Regions from separate parts of the Homo sapiens genome. Here region 2 is linked to region 1. A link is a contact called in ENCODE Hi-C data. All regions are on one chromosome and are shown on one strand. Each heading gives the region's core, a stretch centred on a gene start or an enhancer-like site at or near the end of the contact. The rest is flanking DNA. Distances are from core to core; before and after follow the strand shown.

The links. Hi-C counts contacts between places; a loop is a spot of excess contacts on that map. Pooled maps may share reads with other maps.
Region 2: a pooled map shows a loop between it and region 1 (6-fold over the local background). The contact joins the enhancer-like site here to the promoter of LYSMD3 in region 1. A Hi-C loop is called at or near these places in 6 of 50 pooled maps.

Annotation. Positions count from the first base shown.
Region 1 is chr5:90,526,673-90,532,978 of GRCh38, forward strand. It overlaps LYSMD3 (LysM domain containing 3), which reads right to left and starts at 2,912. Exons shown (of 3, transcript NM_198273.2): 1 at 2,776-2,912. RefSeq lists enhancers at 2,183-2,683, 3,309-3,568 and a silencer at 2,949-3,198.
Region 2 is chr5:88,499,805-88,506,110 of GRCh38, forward strand. No RefSeq gene overlaps it. Among named protein-coding and RNA genes, the nearest start is that of LINC02060, 64 kb to the left of the region's middle. RefSeq lists enhancers at 2,327-2,476, 2,487-2,596. Within about 2 kb of position 2,752, at least 5 of the 41 ENCODE cell types and tissues checked have a DNase peak (open chromatin) inside an H3K27ac peak, as active enhancers do.

The DNA.
Region 1 (6,306 bases), core at 1,662-4,161:
TTAAGCATCACACCAAGATTTCTGATTTGCATAATACATTGTGGTGCCATTCTCTGAGATATGGAAGAGGAGCTGGGGGAGGAGGTGCATGGCTATGATTATGAATTCCTCTAAGATAGTAAAAAGGAATGGCAAATAGACAAATGGGCTATATAGTCAAACTCAGAGAAAAGGTCTAGGTTAGAAATAAAATTTCATGACTAATTTGCACATAGATGAAAATGAATTTGTGAGTACATATATTACCTAGAGAGTATAGAAAAAGAAGAGGGTCCAAGACTGAGCCTTGAAGAAGTCCAAAATTCAGTATCTTGGTGAAAGGAAATCAGCCTGAAAATATGGATAAGGAGTGTCCAGAAGAGGGAGAAACCATGGAAGTGTTATGTCATGGAAGCCAAAGCAAAATAACATCTCAAAGACTCACTATTTTTTGAATACTATGGATGAGTACCAAGCGAAACAAAAACAAACAAACAAAAAACAGAAAAGACCAACTCCAAAACTCTGAGTATATAAAATGGATGACAATAAATTACAAAGGTTGAGAATCCCTAACCCAAAAATCCAATCTTAAATACTCTGAAATTTGAAATACTTTGAGTGCTGACATGAAGCCACAAATGGAAAATTCCACAACTGACGTTTCAGATTTCAGATTAGGAATGCTAAACCTGTACAGGTATTCTGGTGATGTGCTTAGGTACCCTGAACACATTATTTTTTCACTGTATTAATGGTATTTTTTTTTTTTTTTTTACTGTTAAGCACTTATGTGTGAAAAAGTGTAAGAAAATGACTGCTTATTAGTAGCATACAAATTCAGAGTTAGGAATGACGGTGATGCCAAACAACCACAAATTTTCCACAAGGGTGGCTGAGATAGTGACACTTTTACCTGCTGATGGTTCCAGGTACAAGAACTTTTGTGCACAAATCATATAAAATTACCTTCCGACTATGTGTATAAGTTGAATATGAAACACAAATTTCATGTTCAGACAGGTCCCATCCCCAATGTATCTTATTATGTATATGCAAACATTCCAAAATCCAAAGAAATCTGAAACACTTCCGGTCTCAAGCATTTCAGGTAAGGACTACCCAACCTGTACTTTCTAGGCATATACTTATCATAAAATGCTTTAAAACTATTTAATATAGTTGAATCCAACCCTTGAAAAGCACTTTCTGACCTTGCTCTAATGGCAATATTATAATGCTTTAAAAGCTCAAGAGTTCCTATTCAGATAACACAGATAACTAATAGCTATATGTTAAGTAGATTATTTCAACTGTTCTCTGAAGTGCTACATTATTACCAAGAACTAGGATTCCTAACTTGACAGCTATGAAACTAAAGAAAACTATCACATTTTATATCTCAAAAGCAGTTTTGAAGTCATGACCACATCTTTTCCTCCAAGGATAACAGTTTTATTTCCACTCATTTAACCAGGTCTTTTTTTAATCTTGTGTCTTTAACCTAGGGAATGTCTTTGAATCCTGTAGATTCCAGGCAAATTTTATACATATGTATATTTTTCTGGGGAGAATTTTCATTGCTTCATATTCTCAAAAGGCATCCATGATCAAAAAAGTTAAGACTTAATATACAGCAATTTACACTTGGCTATACCGACCTACTTATGTGTCTTGTTAGACAGTTTCACCCTAATAATTTGTACTTAGAACTTCAAAATTGGCTTAGTAGTGCAGCTAACTGAAAATCACTAAGCAATGCCCCAAAGCCATTTTAGATACTTGTTTCTATCAACCTCTCTCCACGATATATTTCTAAATATAATTTAAAGGTCAGAACTTCACCTGTCTCACTATCTCTCCACTCCCCTTTATAATGAAATGCAGGCAGCTGACTATCGTGTTACAAATCTGGGTATTCTGAATGATCAAGAACTGGCTGTGTCTTCAACCGAAGTGAACAGACTGACCCAGGCGATCACTCCAGTCTACTACTCAGAGATTAGAAAATACATAATATTTAAGTCATCTGGCTCAATTCTATTCACCTCTCTTAATTCTCTTAGAGCAGGAAAAAGGCACGAACTCCCTTTCAGAAACTTGGAACAAGCCTGCGTGCTACCTAGATTACGAGGGGCCACAAAACAGTGTTAAAGCATTCTTCAGCTCAGTCTGTAACTGAAAACGGTTTCCCAAACACCTTCGTACTGTAGAATGGCTGCTGGGTGTTTCGCCTTGACCTTCTTTAACTAAGCAAGGTGCAATAAGAGGGTCACAGGGCACAAGTTAAAGCTGCAAAGGGACAGAATCAAAGGCACCCTATCCGCTGCCAGGGACAATTTTGTTTTTTAAAACTTAACTACCTCCTCCCTCTGTATTCCACACGTCAAGTTTTTCTTTCCCTGCTATCGTCAGCGAAGATTACGTCTCAGAGTCTTCTGTCACAGCATGACACTTGAACGATGTGACAAGATGCCGTCAGCGAATATTTCACGCCAACATAAAGTCGTGGGAGAAATGCTGTGTTTGGGTGGGAAATTAGCTGCCCAGGTAATCCAGCAGGTAGGCGTCCTTCCTCTGAGCCTCAGTTTCCCCGACAGTGTGACAAGAGGGCCTGGCAGGGCTGGTCTGGAAGTTCTTCCCTGTCTCGGGGGTGTCCGCCACACGGGCCGAGCCCGGCCCTGCAGCCCCCACCACACCTGTGGCCGAGGCTCAGCGCCTCCCGTGAGGACGCAGCTGGGGCTCAACCCCGCCCTCCTGGACCGGGCTACCCTCACCTCCTGCCACCATCTTTACCTGTCCCCGTTAGCAGGGAGCACTCTGCGAGAAGATGGCCAAAAGGTCCGCCGCCGCCGCTGTCCCGGGTAAGTTCATGGCCGAGCCTCTGCTTTGGGCTGACCCCGTCCGCCTCCGCCTCTGCCGCCAACGTCTCCGCCTTCCGGGCCGTACGCCGCCGCCACGTCCGCAAACCTGAGATGCGTCATCGCGTCAAGTGGGCGGAGGTGGGAAGGGGCGGGGGAGGACGCGGAGGGCAGCCCAAAACGGGGGAGTCCAACCACAGGTCCACGCCCGGCACGCAGGCGCAGGGACTCCTCCGGGGCCCGGGGGCGGGTCCAATCCCCGGGCCCGGGGGCGGGTCCAATCCCCAGCCCCGCCCTTGACTCCGCTCCTTCCGTGCCGCTTCACTCCCCGAGGAAAAGATTTGGTGGCCAAGTCAGCGGATCCAACCCGCGACCACCAGCGACCTACTGGCTGCGTCTTTGTCCAGCGTCCACACTGCGCTGGCAGAGACTGTCGGGTGCACCCTGAGGACGAGGCGTGGCTCAGGATGTGTCGGGGAGCTGTCTTGCATTTTTTTCTTGCTGTGCATCTCGAATTTTCTTTAGGGTGGGAAAGGACACCTCAAAAACACTGTTGACATCACGGTTTCAGAAAATTGCGCCATGTTTGTTACCCTTTTCATGCTGAAGACTCCAGACTGCTGCAGAAGAGGCAGAATTCTGGAGAGAAATCCTTGGGGGACCGAGGACGAGGGTTGGAGGGGGTTGTCTCACCCTTCCTGTTTTTAGGTGAGGGAAGTGAGCCACCTAGAGTCAGGCCCCAGGAAATGTTTTCCCTGGCTCGAGGAGTCAAGGGAGTCAACAAATTGTAATCTAACTTATTTTGGTTTGAAAATTAACTGAGTCATTGGTAGTCACCATTGGACTCTATGGAATATTAGCTTATTAAATAAACTCATGACTTCATACATGATTTTTATCACAAATGTGTTAAATGAGTATCATAATGTGTTTGAATTTATGTATGACTTTGGCAAAAGCCGCAACTACTTTTGCACCAACCTAATTAATGAATGTAAAGCATTTTAATGAGTCTGATGTCTCTCAGTGTTGATATTAGAGACGTTGCACTTTGACAACCATGCTAACTGTTACGACAATATCCATTTTAGGCACAAATAGCTGGGGTGCAGGGTGCAGAGCAGTGCTTTTCAGAATGTCTGAATATTTATACATTAGAAAGCCTTTGAAGCTTGGTTTTAAATTGTTTTTCAAAGAGTATGTTTTTGGTTTTCTGGTAAGTGCCTCTGCAAAGGTTAGGAGTTTTGCATTGCAATAGTTTTCTTTTATTAGCAGGGATAGGCACTGTGCTTCCCAGCGCCACAAAAAAAAACTGCAGGAGAAGACTTTTTTAAAAAGTTTGTCTGAATTGTTCTGTGTGTTGTTGCCCTCATGACACCCCTGTCTGTAACCATTTATCACTGAGACGTTCTCTCATCAGCAGACAAAGGATATATTCCCTGCTTGATATGTAGGACTTCGGCTGCTTAGCCCTCATGAATGTTAATGGGAATACAACCTTCTTTCTGTCTATAGGTTACTTTTCTTATTTTAATGTCAATAGACAGCGGAATTAATGTGAGAGCCAAAGTGATAGATTTCAAGCACTTCTATAGGACCGATACCTGTATCCTTCATATAAATAACTTTCTCAAAGATATCTGCATGCTCTTGAATAGTTATTTGTATTTAACAAGGATGCAAATATTAAACTTTTTATAAAAATGGAAGAATAGGATTATATTTTATTATTAGAATATACAAAAGAAGCAGTTAGCGTGAATTTTGGCCAAGTTCCAAAAAGCCGGCCAGTAGGAACAAGCATTTTGTCTTTGAGAAAAAGGATGTCCCCAGTGCTCAGCAGAGCCAAAGGATTTTTAGTGTTTCAAGATTTCACCTGACACAGTTTCTGTTAAAACGCTATAGATGAAAGAATATGTCATTTCTAGGAATATGTGTTTTAGTCACTAACGTTTAGTTTTTGTGAGTTGCCCTAGAGTAGAAGTTGTACTGAAGTGAGAGTGTAAATTGATGCAACCTGTTAGGCAATATCTATCAAAATTTTAAATGCAACTGACTGAACTATTACATTGCTAAGTAATTACCTTAGATTTACTTACAGACACATATGTGCAAGATTTAACAGATATGTTCAGGAATGTTTGCACAGTAATAGCCAAAATCTGAAAATATTTTAAATGTTTATCAGTAGTTGACTGATACTTCCGGTACATTAAAACAATATAATGTTATACTTGGTTTCAGAAGAGTGAAGTTAATCTGGCATTTGCTGATTTATTCATTCATTTACCTAATAAGTTTCTGTTGAAGAAAAACAGTGCTTAAAAAGACAAATTCCCCTTACTTATGGAGCTTGAATGACTGAAGCGTGTAGAAAGATCTTTAAAATGTATTTTAGTCTATTTTAGGAAGAAAAAATAGGAGGTATGATATTATTTCTATGGAATAAAATTTCAAATAAGCATCCCTCATCCTACCCCCCGTACCCCACCGACACACATATACACATACACATTCACACACACATATATGCAGAGAGATGCACTTAATTTTTCTATCTGGAAAGTCACTCAAGGAATTTTAACAGTGGCTGAAAAGGACTAGACATGGCAGGGGAGTAGGCAGGAAATTTTGCCTTTTCCTCTTAGAACTTTCTATATAGACTGAATTTTTATTACTACATGCTTTTATTATATTAAGAATTAACACATTTTATTTCTAAGTAACTGGACTTGTTTATTCTGGAGCTAACCTATAGTTAACCATCCATCTCTTAGTCATTCCTGAGTCTGTTTGTACTTTGTATTCAGGCGGCAAATGTCTGGAGAAAAGAACCAGATCAATTCTCTTATAAATCAAAAAATGAAAGGGTAACAAAACATTGAATTCTTTTTACACGTCTTCTTGATTTTCCTCTTTCTGATTTCTTTCAACCCTGCTCTTTTACTCTCTCCTCCTTCCTATTATTCCTATTTCTATCCTTATAGCAGCCTTTTCTATCCAGCTTCTACTTTTCAGAAGCAGAACTAGAAAGAACTGTTGGACAATAAGGAAATACTTTAAGTAATCTCAGATGAAGTTAAAATTGGATTATGGAGTGAAACTTAAAAAAAAAAAAAACTCCCACATCTCTGATCTTCAAATAACCTATGTAGAGAGAAAATTATTGTGTCTCTTCTCTCGAAGTGTTGGAAAAAAACAGACTGGATGATTTGGATATGTTCTGCTAGCAGGTGTACCACATGACCTCTCTAGCTGCCTTTAATCCTGTGATTTTTAAACATAATGATTATTGTAATCATGGCTTTGCCATAATGTGGACAAAAGAAGAGTCAGATATACTTCAGGAATCCAAAGCTGTTTATAAATGCTAGTAATTAATTCATGGATCTTAAACATGACTTGAAAACAACCATCTTCAAGTCTTCATCCATGCAGACACGATGAAAACTAGCCTCACAAATAC
Region 2 (6,306 bases), core at 1,502-4,001, 2.0 Mb before region 1:
CCCACGTAGGCATGTTAATGCCCCCTAAGATTGATGCACTTCACTTCTGCACATTACCCAAAGCAAGCCACATGACTAACCCTAAATTCAAGGAGGTAGAGAAGCGTAATCCTCCCGGGTGCCAGAAAAGGAGAAGAGCTAGAAAAACCAAGGAGCAGCAGTGGTGTTCACCACACCAACCTACTGTGCCAGGCATATGGACTACAAGGGCTTCTACTGAATCAAGTGAAGGAAGCTGAGGCAGAGAAATATACTTTTTTTTCTTTAAATAATTAAACATAAATATTTAAAATTGGTAACTTAGTGGCTATATTTTCAATGCTATTCTTTATTTCTGGGAGCTTGTAACCAATTAATTTAGTACTATATATACCTTATCTCGGGTCCAGCTTCTTTGACCTGAGACTACTTACAATAAACAACAGCTTCAGTCCAACAACTGGGTCATGGAGAAAGCTGGGGAGTAAGAAGGAGGTGTCCCTCTCTTGGCTGTTGTATTTTCAAAAGAACGCTTTGGTTAGCTGATAGATGGCTTCTTTATTAGAAGCAGTAATACCTCTAAGTTATCACTTTGTCTTCAGAAAGAGTAACAAATTGTGCCTATATTTAATTTTTTAAAAATTTCCATGAAGAATTGGTGTACTTTTCAATCTACTTATGATATGTTGTGAGTCATTAGAGGTAAATTATATAAATCAAATTATATTATAACCAAGTTATACTATAATATAAAAATGTCACGCTGGGGAGGTGTAGAGATCAAGTCTATTTACAGTGCTGAAGAAAAACCAACCACTTTTTCCTTTTCCGTTAGTCTAAGCAGCAGCCAAGTGTGATGGAGTTTGGAGGGATAGGAAGAGAGACTGTGTGGGTGGAAATAGCTTCTTGGGTGATTCTGATTGGCCCCTCTCTAGCTAAGGGCCTGGCAGTGGGCAGAAAAGTCACAGCACTTGGGAGAACATTGGCTTGACTACTTACTAATTGTATCTCAACCTGGAGCAAATTGCCTTCAGTCTTAGCCTCAGTTTCTTCATCCAATAAGCCTTTTATCTCATAGTGTTATATTAAAGATTATATAAGATAGTAGCCACAAAGAGCCTTAATGCTGTGCTTAAAAACTGGTTTGAAACATTGTAATGAATTCAGGGTAACAAGGGCTTAGTTACCACCAAAATCTTCAAAAAATAATCTGCAATTAAATCCAATATTTAAAATAACAAGAACAAAACACCTACTGCGTGTTTAGAATTTAGACTCATGTGTCTACTACTTAATTTCTACTGCCTGAAATTTTTTTATCCTTTGTGCGTATTGTGCTCAAAATTATAGAAAAGTAGTTTACAAACTGTGTGTCACTCCCCATTCACGGGTAATGAAGGAAATGTAGTAGGATGTGACAAGCATTTTTAAATGAAACAAATAGAATAGAAACAATCAGAACACATCGCATGGTTTCTTAGTAAGAATTGTGTACATTGTAATAAATGGGTCATGATTTAAATATATTTCCTATTGTACTTAAAATTTAAAAAAATTTAAAAAAAATAATAAAAATCTTGTGGAAAATACTCCTCTAGAACAAGCCCAAATGAAATCTGGTACATATTTCTATCAAATAAATCTGATTTTATTTCACTACCTTTTTAATGGAGAATAATAAAATATAAAATATTTTAGCCACCCACCCAGCCAACTTTTTCTTTAGTAATTCCTATATCATTATGTATCCTTTAGAGTGACTTTTACACAGCTAGTATGTCAAGAAAAGCAAACGTACATGATATTGGACAAGAAGTGGTTACACAGTACGTCCAAGTTACCGTTGCTTACAGGAGATTTAAAGGTGTTGCATAGGCACTGCCAAGGCACCAAAGAGACGGTGGATCCAATTAGATTTCCACCCTTCACAGGAGGGACTTGTCCCACTTAGGTGGCTTTAAAATGTCTTTCTATGTCACATAAAGAACAGAATGCAACAACAGAGGAGAGAAAACAGCTTGTCATAGAGACCAGAGGCACAGAGACTCTCTGAGCAGCAAAGTGAGTCCTGAGGCAGTAAAGCCTCCCTGGTTGTCCCTGACCATTTGGGACGAGGTCACCACCCCAGGATCCACAGATTGGGCCAGCATAGAGATGTTTCTCCGAAAGACATGACAGCAGAGACTGATCACCACATGCATTGTATAAACTTTGTAGATCATTGTACCTGATTGTTCAGAGTCAATCATCTGTAGTTCTCATTCCAGCCTTTAGTCATTCTCAAGAAATCAAGAAAATGTCATTTTTGTAATATTCTGAGTTCAAGAATCTCCCTACACATGGGAAACAGGTTACCCATACCAATTAAATCAGAATTTTGATGCCCTGTGTGGACTAAACCAGGGAAGCAGCCTCTTCTAAATCCTGCTTCAATGAGGCTTATGTCTGCATGGGTGTGCTACTCATTGAACACAAATATAAAGGTGCCACCAGACAAGGAGTTTTTCTGGTTCATCATTGCACTGCAGGATGCCATGAAGGAGTCACAGGCTGTGGCTTCCATGAAGCCCGTGACAAATTTAATACCCTATTACTTGTGTCGTCTGCACTAGCACTTCATTTGGTGACATCACTGGGTACAACTAAAGTTGAAATTTGTGTGACATTTTTGCAGGTGTTGCTTTTCACCAAAAATGTTATTTTACATAGTTTAGCCACAGTGCAGTGCTTTAAGTCTAGAACTAAACCTCAGGAAATCTAATGAGGTTGAAAAGAAAAGTGAAAGTTAACGGCTGCAGCTTTAACAAAGGCTCATCCTCCCTCCGGCTCTAAAGAGTCAGTAACTGAGTTCAGTAACTGAAAATTAAATTAGAAGAAATGCCACCTCTGCAGCTACAGCTACCTTTAGCATTAACAATAATATAGAATGGGATGGGGGTGGGGGGTTCTGCTCAATAGAGCCATCAAGAAACTTTCAGAGCCTTTAAACGGGATGGAATCTGCTCTTACCATGTTTTAAGCTTCCCTTGGTTTTATATTTTGCCCTCTCTCTAGCCTTCATTTCCCTCATAGCCATATCCTTGTCGTATTTTTTCTGTTCTCTCCTTTCTGCTGTTTTTTCCTCCATTGCAAGTCTTAATTTCCATTTTCTTCTCTTCCCCCACTGCCACATTTTTTTCCTTGATTCTCTGAGTTTGTTTTCCCTCCCCTACCATGTTTACATCTTTACAAGAATAATTTAACTGATGACAAGGTTTTTGTGATTTGCCCTGTTCAGAATCTGGGAGAAAACAGTTAAGGATTCTCCAGGGCATAAGGCTTTTGACTTTATCTGGTCACATCAAATGAACAGGAACCATTTTCTCAGGATCGTATTATCACAGTAAGTGATAAGGATGTGCAGGAAGAACTTACGAGCAGTGGCTCACATTTAAAAAAAAAAGGCTGGGGGGAGGAGTGGCAAGAAAGGAAAACATATTAGCCTTTGTCAGGCTCCTCCCCATTCTTCAAATAAGCATCTCTAAAAAACAATCAAGCAAGGTTGTCAATTTGGCCAAAAATCAGCAATGTTTTAATATAATAAGATAGTACTGCCACCCATTTACTTCTAAACAAATTGTGAAAGAACCTAACTATATTATATAGCTATAAAGAAATAAAGGCTATTTTATCATAATTTGATTATGCTACAAAGCACTATGCATAGCAATTCGTGGATCTAATTTTAGTAGTAATAATCTCTTGCCCTGTTATGTAAATGGAAAAAGACTTTCTACAGGCTTCAGATAGAGATAAGCTTAAGATCGAAAGCATGCAAAAGCCATGGTTCAATTACTCTAAAGTGATCTGCATCATATGTTACAGTACATCTTTCTGCCTTTGCACAAAAGCTCGTATCTGCTGCAAATTAGCCATCCTTTTCTAAATGCTACAGATGTCCTCTGAGAGTTAACTGATTCAAATTAAACCAAAATCCTGCAACTACAAAATAATAAGGGGCATTTAAAAATTTTTCAAAATGCTTTTCCCTTTCACGGTTTTCCCCAATTTTTGCACCGTGCCCCCACCCCCCCTTTATTTAAGAAAAGACAATTGAAACTTTACAAGTACAATTAGTTTTCACTCCCAGGCCAATCCATTTTGTGTAAGGATAAACTACCAGGATGATCCCTTTCCATGTTAAGTCTCCACAGGCCACAGAGATGCAAGCTCAGACCAGACTTCTCAGGTACTAGCCTGGCCCCCCAGCAGACAAAACTCTCACACACATCTTGGAATACAAGCCTCTAGAAATAGAGCACTTCACCAATCCTTATTCCCCAGTCTCTTTGGTTGCTCATCAAAATGAAGTTTAGAGTAATCCAAAAGTTAGCTACCCCCCGGAGCACCAGGGCTTCAGGGATAGCTGGAGCCACCCATTGGAAGTACCAGGCTTCCCTCTCAGCGGGCCCGTTCCCCTGCATCTCTCTACAACTTAGGTTTATTCACTCCTACTGCAGACAGTCTTTTCCCATACTCTGGAAGACATGGATGTAAACCACCATCAACCCTTCCATAGCTTCACCACACAGGAAGGCATGGCCCTCTGCCCCACAAGCTTGTATAGGATATCCTGAGGGAGGACCCTCCTAGGCCCTCCTTAAGTCAGTTTTTCCCTCTATGTGGGCTGTCACTCCCACAACACCCACTATGTCCTGGGAAATTACCCTGAATCAGTGGTTTTCACTAAGACTGATTGGGATGGGAATGCAATTTCCCAGCGAAGAGGTGGGTTTTGTATTCAGAAGAAAAAAGGTTTAAAATACTATATTTCCATTCTACATGGGCTGTGGCTTTCTCAGTTTGTGTGAAGGCCAAAAGAGAAAAAAAACAAAAACAAAAACAAAAAAACAATGAATAGTTAGATGTTGATGCTTAAGGCTAAGTGCATTGTTTTTAGCCGTTTACCCTATAATTTAGTAATTACTCTTGTCGGAGGTGATGGATATCCTAGTTACCCTGATTTGATCATCATACATTGTACACATGTATTAAAATATCACATGAACTTCCAAAATGTGTACAACTATGATATAACAATAAAAATATTTTTTAAAAGTTAAAAAATAAAAACTATCACTACTTCCAAAATTTTCCCCTATCCTAGGATTTTATACCTATTGTTGTTCCCAAGGGGAAAAAATTGGATAGATAGATAGATATAGATAGATAGATAGATGATAGATAGATAGATAGATAGATAGATGATAGATAGATAGATAGATAGATAATAGATAGAGACTAAAGCCTTTCAATACTGACTTTCAGTGATTGAGATATTAAATACTTCTAGAGAGCAGCAAGGATGGGACATGATATCTTCTGTTGATTAAATTAGAACTGTTATATCTGAGTAATACATGAGAGAATATAGAATGCTTATTGCACAGGTGTATTAGTTTATTATTGGGTCTTTACATCTGTTACTTCTTTAAGATCTCTCCTCACCCAGCCCTCCCTAGCCACTCTACACCCAGCCCTGGAGGCATCATAATATAAAATGGTAAACCCATTGCTAAATTCTCTGGGTTTTAAAAAATTTTTCTGTATAAATATTGGAATTAATCACAAACTTCAATCCTCTCCCCAAAATGGAGTTCTATATAATTTTCAGGAATATAAAGAGAAGTTACGATTTCAATCCAAATTGTAATACATTTTTTTCTGTACCCACCAAAAAGTTTTATTGTGCTTTTCCTATACCCCCAAAAAAGTTTTATTGTACTTTTAACTTGTATATTTATTGTTATTAAACTTTTTTATACATAACACTAGAAATGTTAACATTAACATTATAAGCAATGTTGTCAGGCTGGGGAACTTGAGCTTTAATTGAGGTCTTGATTAGATCACCAACTGGCTACATGGCATTGGTTAGGTCACTTACTGTTTCTGGGCCCCAGTTTTGTCATCTAGGACTTAATAAACACGCAGAAGTCCTTAGCAAACTCTAACATGAGATACAAAAATATGCTAAAGATGAGGTATTGTATCAGTCAGGATTCAACCAGAGAGGCAGAACCAGTATGCACATTTTTGTGTGTATTTTATATTTTTATATATATATTTTAAAATACATATAAATACATGCTTTCCCCTGCCCCCCGATTCCATCCCATCCTGAGCTCTTCATCATTAGAAATGCATTTATCTATTATGAGCTGGTTATAGACAAAAAGCAACATCACATCACCATGACTTTGCTTTAGTTTTGGACAAAAGATGCCTTTATATATGTATTTTAAATATATATATATATATATAAAAATATACAGACATATATACACA